2 separate regions of the Homo sapiens genome follow, and region 1 is linked to region 2. Evidence: chromatin contacts called from ENCODE Hi-C or POLR2A ChIA-PET data. All regions are on one chromosome and are shown on one strand. The core of a region is the stretch at or near the end of the contact, and the rest is flanking DNA. Distances in the headings are between cores, read along the strand shown. Region 1 overlaps TPST1 (tyrosylprotein sulfotransferase 1). Region 2 overlaps TPST1 (tyrosylprotein sulfotransferase 1).

Evidence for each region. A loop is a pair of places that touch in the nucleus more often than their neighbours do. ChIA-PET counts read pairs that join two places held with the same protein, here RNA polymerase II (POLR2A).
Region 1: a loop to region 2 is called in a map of cardiac septum, with 3 times the contacts of the local background. The contact joins two enhancer-like sites. A Hi-C loop is called at or near these places in 1 of 168 maps with a recorded cell type or tissue (cardiac septum). POLR2A ChIA-PET finds 5 or more read pairs at or near these places in 3 of 52 experiments (OCI-LY7, WTC11 and activated CD4-positive, alpha-beta T cell).

Annotation. Positions count from the first base shown.
Region 1 is chr7:66,356,951-66,361,498 of GRCh38, forward strand. TPST1 (tyrosylprotein sulfotransferase 1) reads left to right here. Exons shown (of 6, transcript NM_003596.4): 6 at 2,945-3,493. Among named protein-coding and RNA genes, the nearest start is that of LINC00174, 41 kb to the right of the region's middle. Within about 2 kb of position 2,826, at least 3 of the 41 ENCODE cell types and tissues checked have a DNase peak (open chromatin) inside an H3K27ac peak, as active enhancers do.
Region 2 is chr7:66,306,249-66,310,604 of GRCh38, forward strand. The region is part of intron 3 of TPST1 (tyrosylprotein sulfotransferase 1); the gene reads left to right. Among named protein-coding and RNA genes, the nearest start is that of LINC00174, 92 kb to the right of the region's middle. Within about 2 kb of position 1,468, at least 6 of the 41 ENCODE cell types and tissues checked have a DNase peak (open chromatin) inside an H3K27ac peak, as active enhancers do.

The DNA of each region.
Region 1 (4,548 bases), core at 1,576-4,075, 52 kb after region 2:
GCACAGCTCTGGAGTCCGTCTGCCAGGGTTGGAATCCTGCCTCTTCACTTTCTGTGTGGAAGCAAGCACATTACTTCACCTCTCTGTGTCTTCATTTATTCATCTATGAAATGAGGATAATATTAACAAGAGCATGGTGGTGAGAATTAATCATCATCCAAGAGCCTGGCTCATAATAAGCGCACAATAGTATTGTTATTTTCATTATGAACCATGAAATATTTCAGCTGAAAGGGACCTGGAGGCCATCAAGCCCAACTCCCTGTTTACTGATAAGGAAGCTGGTCCCAGAGGGAGCAGGTCGTTTGTCAGGACCATAGTCCATAGGCAAGGAAACCCAGAACTCAAGAGTGGCTGTTTACTTCTGGTTACCTGTTCAGCCAGGGCCCCAGCCACCCATCCCCACCTCCAGTGGCTTTCTTCGTGTGCTGGACTTGCAGATGTTTTTGCCCTACTGCAATTTTTGTTTGTTTGTTTGTTTCTTGGTTGGTTTTTCAAGTTTGCCCTTGCTTGTTTTAATGTATTATGGATGGCTTATGTGAGTAACCTATATTGTCTCATTGGACTAAGTGCTACATTGTAGACAAGGCCAGCCTTGCCTTCTCAGCCCTTTTTCTATCTGAGTATGTGGCCCTCATCAGGCACATGTCCAGGGACACCAGCTCATGAGTGGCAAAGCTGGTTTCTCAGCCCAGATCTCCAGGTGCAGCTGCTCAGAGTTCATACCCTTGTCCCAGACTTTCAGTCTCTGCTTATCCACCCAAACTTTCTTAAGATCAGTTTTGCTCCAAATGATGTGGCAAAGCCTTTGATCAGTTGTAACTTGAACAGCCTTTTCAAAAAATCTGATATTGGCTGGGCATGGTGGCTCATGCCTGTAATCCCAGCACTTTGGGAGGCCAAGGTGGGCAGATCACAAGGTCAGGAGTTCGAGACCAGCCTGGCCAACATAGTGAAACCTCGTCTCTACTAAAAATACAAAAATTAGCTGGGTGTGGTGGCAGGGACCTGTAATCCCAGCTACTTGGGAGGCTGAGGCAGGAGAATCACTTGAACCCAAGAGGTGGATGTTACAGTAAGCCGAAATCGTGCCATTGCACTCCAGCCTGGGTGACAAGAGAGAGACTTCGTCTCAAAAAAAAAAAATTGGCTGGGCGTGGTGGTGGGCACTTATAGTCCCAGCTACTCGGGAGGCTGAAGGAAGAGAATTGCTTGAAGCCAGGAGGCAGAGAGGTTGCAGTGAGCCGAGATTGCAGCACTGCACTCTAGCCTGGGTGACAGAGCGAGACTTCGTCTCAAAAATAAATAAATAAATAAATAAAAATAAAATCTGATATTGATAGTGATTTTTTCTCATAGTTTACTTGCTGACCTTTGTTTTTTTTTTTTATATAATGTTTTTATTTTTACTTTATATAATGATGTATTGTGCATACTCCATACCAGGCATAAAATACCAAGGATTTTATTTGCATATATATAAGATGATATATATATAACAGATACGCTAAATTATATATACATCTATATATAAAATTGTATTCAGTTCTCAAACCACTCTGGCAAGCTGGTAGTATTCCTGTTTTGCTAGTGAGAAAACAGGTTGAATGTGACTTGCGGTGCGTTGATGGATTATAGACATAAGAAGCACATGGACGCTGGTCCGTCATGTCAAAATCCCAGATGGCAGCAAGCTGCTAATATTGACAGGTTCTAGGATTCAGGTTTCCTTTTTGCTGAGGAGCAAATGCTGAATGTTAGTCTTATGCCCTGTGGGTCTGCATATTTAACAGCAGTTATCAGGCCTTGGCTAATTTTGTTTATACAAAATGCTTTCAAACTTCATAGGTAATCTCCCTGCCCGCCCCACCAAACACACACAAGGCCTCATTTCTTTACCAGCGTGTTGTAGGATGGACCGCATCAGCAGTTGCCTCTGCAGCATTTCACCCTGGCTTGTGTGTGGAGGTTGGGAGGGGCCAACCTGTGCTGAGGAGGACTCAGGAGAACTGGGGACACAGCAAAGCCCTTAGGATGGATACTATCTTTCTTATCTTTTGGGTCCCTTTGGCATTTCAATAACAGTATCTGTGTTCTCTGGAGCTTCCTTTAAAGAACCTTAGGATCCATTTCTTCACGTGAGGAGGAATCAGGGTGCTGACCCCTGGACACTTAAAGAACCTTAGGACCCATTTCTTCACATGAGGAGGAATCAGGGTGCTGACCCCTGGGACACTTAAAGAACCTTAGGACCCATTTCTTCACATGAGGAGGAATCAGGGTCTTGACCCCTGGACACTTAACCTTAGGACCCATTTCTTCACATGAGGAGGAATCAGGGTGCTGCCCCCTGGACACTTAAAGAACCTTAGGACCCATTTCTTCACATGAGGAATCAGGGTGCTGCCCCCTGGACACTTAAAGAACCTTAGGACCCATTTCTTCACATGAGGAGGAATCAGGGTGCTGCCCCCTGGACACTTGAAGAACCTTAGGACCCATTTCTTCACATAAGGAGGAATCAGGGTCTTGACCCCTGGACACTTTAAGAACCTTAGGACCCATTTCTTCACACGAGGAATCATGGTGCTGACCCCTGGACATCTGGTGCCCCTGACAGTGCCCCCACAGTAGCAACAATAGCAGATGACAGTCAGTTATTTAGAAATGGGCAGGAGCAGCCCTGGTTTTGGCCATCTGCTTGCTTTGCACCCAGCAGCTACTTGCATGCATCTGAAAGCACCAGAGTGAGGGTGTGTGTGCCTCCCAGGCAGTCTTCCTGAGGCAGCTGTTCTCAACATCCATCCTCCTGGCCCCTGATCTGCAGGAACCTCCCCAACCGCCTGGCTTGTCTAGGCCTGTAGCTGGGAAGGAAGAGACGAAGACACAGGGAGAACACACCGGGACTCCACACCTGTAACCACATTCTGTTTGTTCGCCCTAGGAAAGATTGCTGCCTTTTCAGCAGAAGGGAAATTCCTAGGATTGGCTGTCCCCTGCCAAGCTTGGTGGAGCGTCTGCACCTTGGCTGCGCCGCCTGTGCATTTGCCAGTTTCCTCCCACTGAGAGGATGGAGGTGTCCGCACAGCTTTGGGCCTCGTGAGGGATCTGCCTCCTGAGCAAAGAGCTCTTGATCCCGATTTCATGCACAGCCCTGCAGTAAGGAGCCCAGAAGGAACATGTGTTTCCTGTTAAAACTCCTCTTGTTCTCTTTTCTTACATTATGACGTTTGTTTTCAAGGAGAGGGTTTAAAAATGGGATCCTGTAAGCAGACTTGGGCAGTCTCCTTTTGAAATAGGTTGTCTGTACATGTTCTAATGTTTTGTAGAACACGTGTGCCTGTTTAAGTGTATTGATGTGAATAATATTAAATATCCTAATTATTTAATTCATTGTATTGTTTCTGAGAAGTTGGGAAATTACCATTATACATTTACAACCTAATGACTTTTGTATTTTATTTTTCAAAATAAAAGCTTTCAATGTGAAGCATTCTGGTAGTTACATGTTTTCATTAATGTGATTTCAGAGAAGCACAGACCTTATCAGATGCTGATGTGATAAACCAAAGTTTCCTTGGTTGGCTGTATTGTAGATACTCCCCTGGAGCCATCACCTTTTTTTGGAGGGGGGTGGTGGGTAGAGGCAGGGTCTCGCTACATTCCCCAGCCTGGGCTCAAACGATCCTTCTGCCTCAGCCTCCCAAAGTACTAAAATTACAGGTGTGAGCCACGGTGCTTGGCCTGCATTATCATTTTGTAGTGAAGTTTTCTTTTTATTTCAAGAGAGAACCTATTGCCATCCACTTTGAGAATCCTGTTCTATTTCATGCTTGCAGACTGTATTTAAGGACATGGAAGTTACTATTTCCACTTGTTTTCTAGAAGCCTTTGTTATGAAACCCAGGATGTCCAGATAGTAGTAATAATTCCCATATTGAGTGTGTTCACATATGTGCCAGCCATGAAAAGGGTATATAACATGTTATCCCATCTCTGCCCCAAAACTTGTACCTATCCATTTAGGTCATATCCATATCAGTAACTGCAGTATTTTCTACTGTCACTTGAGCCAGAAACTGAAGAGTCACACTTGATTTCACCCTTTTCCTCCCTCTTTCCATTCGCATCCAAGATCTTTGATCCTACCTTCAACGTATTTTTTGGATCACAGCAGAATAAGAGTTTTTAGAATGCACATCTGGACAGGAGCCTCCCCGCCTGAAACATTTCAGTGGCTTCCATTTCACTTAAAAGAGTCCAGACTCCTGTCAGGGCCGGCAGGGTCCTCCTCTCCATCTCATCGCAGGCCTCTCTCCCAACCTCACCGCTTGTGCTCTAGAAGTATCTTTATTTTCAGAACATAGCAAGTTCTTCCTGTCTCTACATATCTCCTCTCTCTGGAATGTTCTTCCCTTTGGCTATTTAAGATGAAGTTTTGCTCTGTCACCCAGCTGGCCTGCAGTAGCACAATCTCGGCTCACTGCAACCTCCGCCTCCCAGGTTCAAGCAATTTTCCTGCCTTAGCCTCCCGAGTAGCTGAAATTA
Region 2 (4,356 bases), core at 218-2,717:
ACTCAGGTAGGCTGGATTATACATTGTTTTGCCTTTTGCAGGCAGTGATTCAAATCCCAATTCAGTTATCAAAGCAAAGCCTTTGCTAAACTGGTTTGGGTTTGTCCTGTGCATGTGTGATTCAGAGGTTAAGGTGAGACCCGTGTAGGTGCATACATAAAAGTGGAGAGCTCCTTCACCTGCTGTTTCTGCTCCAGGAGTTTGCTCTGACTCCCTGTCTTTCTTTGGCTCCTTTCCCTGCTTGCTCTGACCAGAAAGAAAACAATTCCTATCAGAGTTTTAGCCACCTACGTGTGCTGCTTAGTGACTGAAGCTGTCCCACCCTCAAGGAAAAACTTGATGAGAAAAAAATAAACAAACAGAAAACTCACCCTGTAAGGTCACTTCTCCAACTTTTTACTTCCCTCCACAATCTGCCTGCTTTTATTTACTTTCCAGATCCTCATATAGTTTTTTGTTTTGTTTTGTTTTGCTGTGTTTTGAGATGGAGTTTCACTCTTGGTGCCCAGGCTGGAGTGCAGTGGCACAATCTTGTCTCACTGAAACCTCCCCCTCCCGGGTTGAAGCGACTCTTTTGCCTCAGCCTCCTGAGTAGCTTGGGATTACGGGCAGCCGCCACCATGCACGGCTAATTTTTGGTATTTTTAGTAGAGACAGGGTTTCACCATGTTGGCCAGGCTGGTCTTGAACTCCTGACCTCAGGTGTCCCACCCACTTCAGCCTCCCCACAGTGCTGGGATTACAGGTGTGAGCCACCGCGCCTGGCCCAAGGTAGTTATTTTTTAAAAGTTTGCTCAAACTTTATAGTTGTAATTAGAGGGAGGAACAACTTTATGGGATGTAGGTGGCTTAACCTCACCATAATGGAACCAAAACTCCACTTCATTCACTTTTTTTTTTTAGATGGAGTCTCGCTCTGTCTGCAGTGATGAGATCTCGGCTCACTGCAAGGTCCGCCTCCCGGGTTCATGCCATTCTCCTGCCTCAGCCTCCTGAGTAGCTGGGACTACAGGCGTCTGCCACCACGCCCGGCTAGTTTTTTTGTATTTTTAGTAGAGACGGGGTTTCACCGTGTTAGCCAGGATGGTCTCGATCTCTTGACTTCGTGATCCGCCCGCCTCGGCCTCCCAAAGTGCTGGGATTACAGGTGTGAGCCACTGCGCCCGGCCCACTTCATTCACTTTAAAATGAAGTACTTGACCAGAAGCAGTACTGTTTAGAATGCCATTATGGTGAATAAGATATTTTGTAAGGGAAAGGATGCTGGTTTTTGACAGAAATGTTGTGGGCAGAGAAGGAAATCTTCATTGAGTAAAAGCAGTGTCCTTTTTAGATGGAAGCGGTCCAGTGTGATCATCCTGCTACAGATGGCTGCCCAGACCCCCTGGGAGCAGCGCTTTATTGGGGCACCATTGTTGGCCTCTCCTGTTGGCAGGTTGGACACTTAGCCATGATTGTTGCCAGGTCAGCCTTGACAGGTGGAAGCCTGTGTCACTGAGCACATGCATGACCTTCATTCCTGTTGCTCTCACAGTAGGATATGAACTTTGTTCATTAGCGTTCTGAGCAAGGGAAACAGTGGCTGATAAAATAATGAGTCATTTTGTCCACTTGGTTATTGAGAGCCTCCTCTGCTGAGATTATACATTGGTCATCATTTACATGGGACACAAATACCCTCACACTTTGTCCTGTTTGAGAATAGTTTATTGACATAGCTCTTTTCTATATCTTACCACAAGTTTCCCAACCTTATTCTAAGTTTCTGAATTTCCAGTCAAACCATCTGCTGCTGACCACAAATCAGTGTGGATTCGTATTTATAGCCATCACTCCTTTGACACAAAATGTGCAGTCATGTACACTGCTTCGAGTGTATGATGAGCAGCCTAAGCGACTTGGGCAACTTGGTAGCCAGTGGTAAAGTGTTCAGTCCTTACTAAATCCTAGTAGCAAGCAAGGGCTCTTTCTCAAAAGGGAGAGTAATGATCTCCAGAAGTTAGCATAGCTTTGCTCTAAAATCCTAGGGTTCTATACTGTGATTTACCTCTAGGGCCTGCCATACCTCCACACATCACTCATGAAGTATCATCCTGTATCTTAAGTTTTTGTTGGCGATACTAATCTCTGCAGTTCCTCTAGGAATGCAGTATTACTTTTGGTGTAATATTTTGGTAGAGAGAGGCAGCTCTAATGTAACCCCTGAGGTATGGCTTTAGTATGCTACCCATCTCTGTTAGTCCTAGGGACACCATCACCAATCAGCCACCACCAGAGATCTCTACAGCTCACACCATTCTCTTTTCCTACTCTACCTCTGCGTGTGCTTATAAAGTATAGCCATGTGCCCATTGTTTCTGTCATGAAGCGTCACCAGTTGGCTGCTGTGACTCAGAGATCTTTTCATCCTTCCCTTGGGTTCAGGGAATCTATTTCTCTGACAGCCTTTCCCATTGTTATTTCTAGCCTGCAGCGAACAAGCACTAAAGAGCTTTTTAGGGATGTTGTTGCCCCCTTCACCAATGTATTTCTCAAAGGCTTGGTAAAGGAGTGAGTTCTCTAGACATTCCTGGGATGTAGTTAGGAGATCAGTGAACAGATCAGTCATACGTATTAAATACACCCCAGTATTCCTTATTTTCTAACCTTTTGAATAAATTTTATTTTGAGACTGAGTTTTGCTCCTGTTGCCCAAGCTGGAGTGCAATGGCACTGTCTCAGCTCATTGCAACCTCTGCCTTCCGGGTTCAAGCACTTCTCCTGCTCAGTCTCCTCAGTAGCTGGGATTACAGGTGCCCGACACCATGCCCAGCTAATTTTTGTATTTTTAGTAGAGACAGGGTTTCACCATGTTGGTCAGGCTGGTCTTGGAACTCCTGACCTCAGGTGATCCACCCACCTTGGCCTCCCAAAGTGCTGGGATTACAGGCATGAGCCACTGCACCTGGCTTGAACAACTTTTATTTACAGTATACCAAGGAGGTTCTGGCATCTAAGCTTCATTTAATGTAAGCCACTGATGGATCCAGGTTTTGGCCAACCAGGTGAGGAAATTGTTAGAGTTATTCCCTGATTACTCAAGCCAATATACTGCATCCAAAATATCTGGTTAATGTACTCATATATTGATAAATTTGACCAAGTCCAACGTTACATTCCTTCTTGTCTGGTCTAACATTCTTAGGATTCATTGCTACACACTTCCTAGGTTTCTGCAAGTACAAATGGGCAAAATCTAGCACAATGACCCTAGCCCTCTGAGGGTCACAGCAGGTTGGTTCAGGAGTAGGAACCTGACCCAACACAGGCAAATAAAGGTCTTTCCCTGGGACTGTGAAATGGTACCAAGGGAAGAAAGGTGGTTTCTCTCTGGTAGGGAGGGCCACTGGATATAAGGCACAGGAACTGTTGCTGGAAGCGTTAGACACTGCTGACTGCTTGTTCCTTTTTCCCTGTTAGTAAAGACTATTCCTTTAAAAAACCAAAAAAGGTAGATAAAAATGCCAGATATTCATTTTCCCATATACTCTTGTGGGTGGAATGACCACTTGACCATTTTTTTGTAGCCAGTGATACATAAGGAGATTTTTTTTTAACAGGGAAAAAAAGAGCTTACAAATTTTATGTGCACATGTGTGCATGGGAGTTATACAATTCTTTTAAAAAAAAAACTCAAATGGCTAGATGATTGACACTTTTGTACCACCCTGAGATACAGAAAGAATAGGGGCTTGGATCATGGCCAAACAAGTTATGGTGGCAAAACAGGTTATGGGAGGAAGAGAAGACCACCTTTGCCTGGCTAGCAAAGGTAGTCTTGAACTCTCACAGGCAGCAGCCCTCAGAAAGAATGGATAGTAGCCAGTGATAAATGTTTCTAGCAGACCTTTAAAGGTGTTAGACTCTCAGTTAATCATTCTTAGGTCTGGATAAGGAGATGTTTGCTAGGGATTTTCTGGGAGAGATTTAGCTTTCTGAGAAAATAAAGAATTGTGTGAAAAGAGCTTACTCTTTCCTTCCTGCTTTTGAACATTGCTGTGAAAGAACATTATGCTTAGCCCTGCTGCAGCCACTTTGTGATCCTAAGAGAAGTTATCATCAATAACACACTGAAGGTGACAGAAGGAAGATTAGGGCAGAGGCTTCCCTTGATTTCTGGGCTTAGGACTGTCCATCCACCTCATGTCTGGACTTCTTGTTATGTGTTTGACATACTTGTACTCAGTTATTCTATTACCGTGTGTTCACTGCAAATGGGGTCGTGTTCCTCAGTGTGTAAGGGAATAAAGCCAACCCATCGAGAGAAGCAGAGCCAAAGAGGTCAAGGGAGTGTCTGGCAGGGGTTGAGGTCCTGGT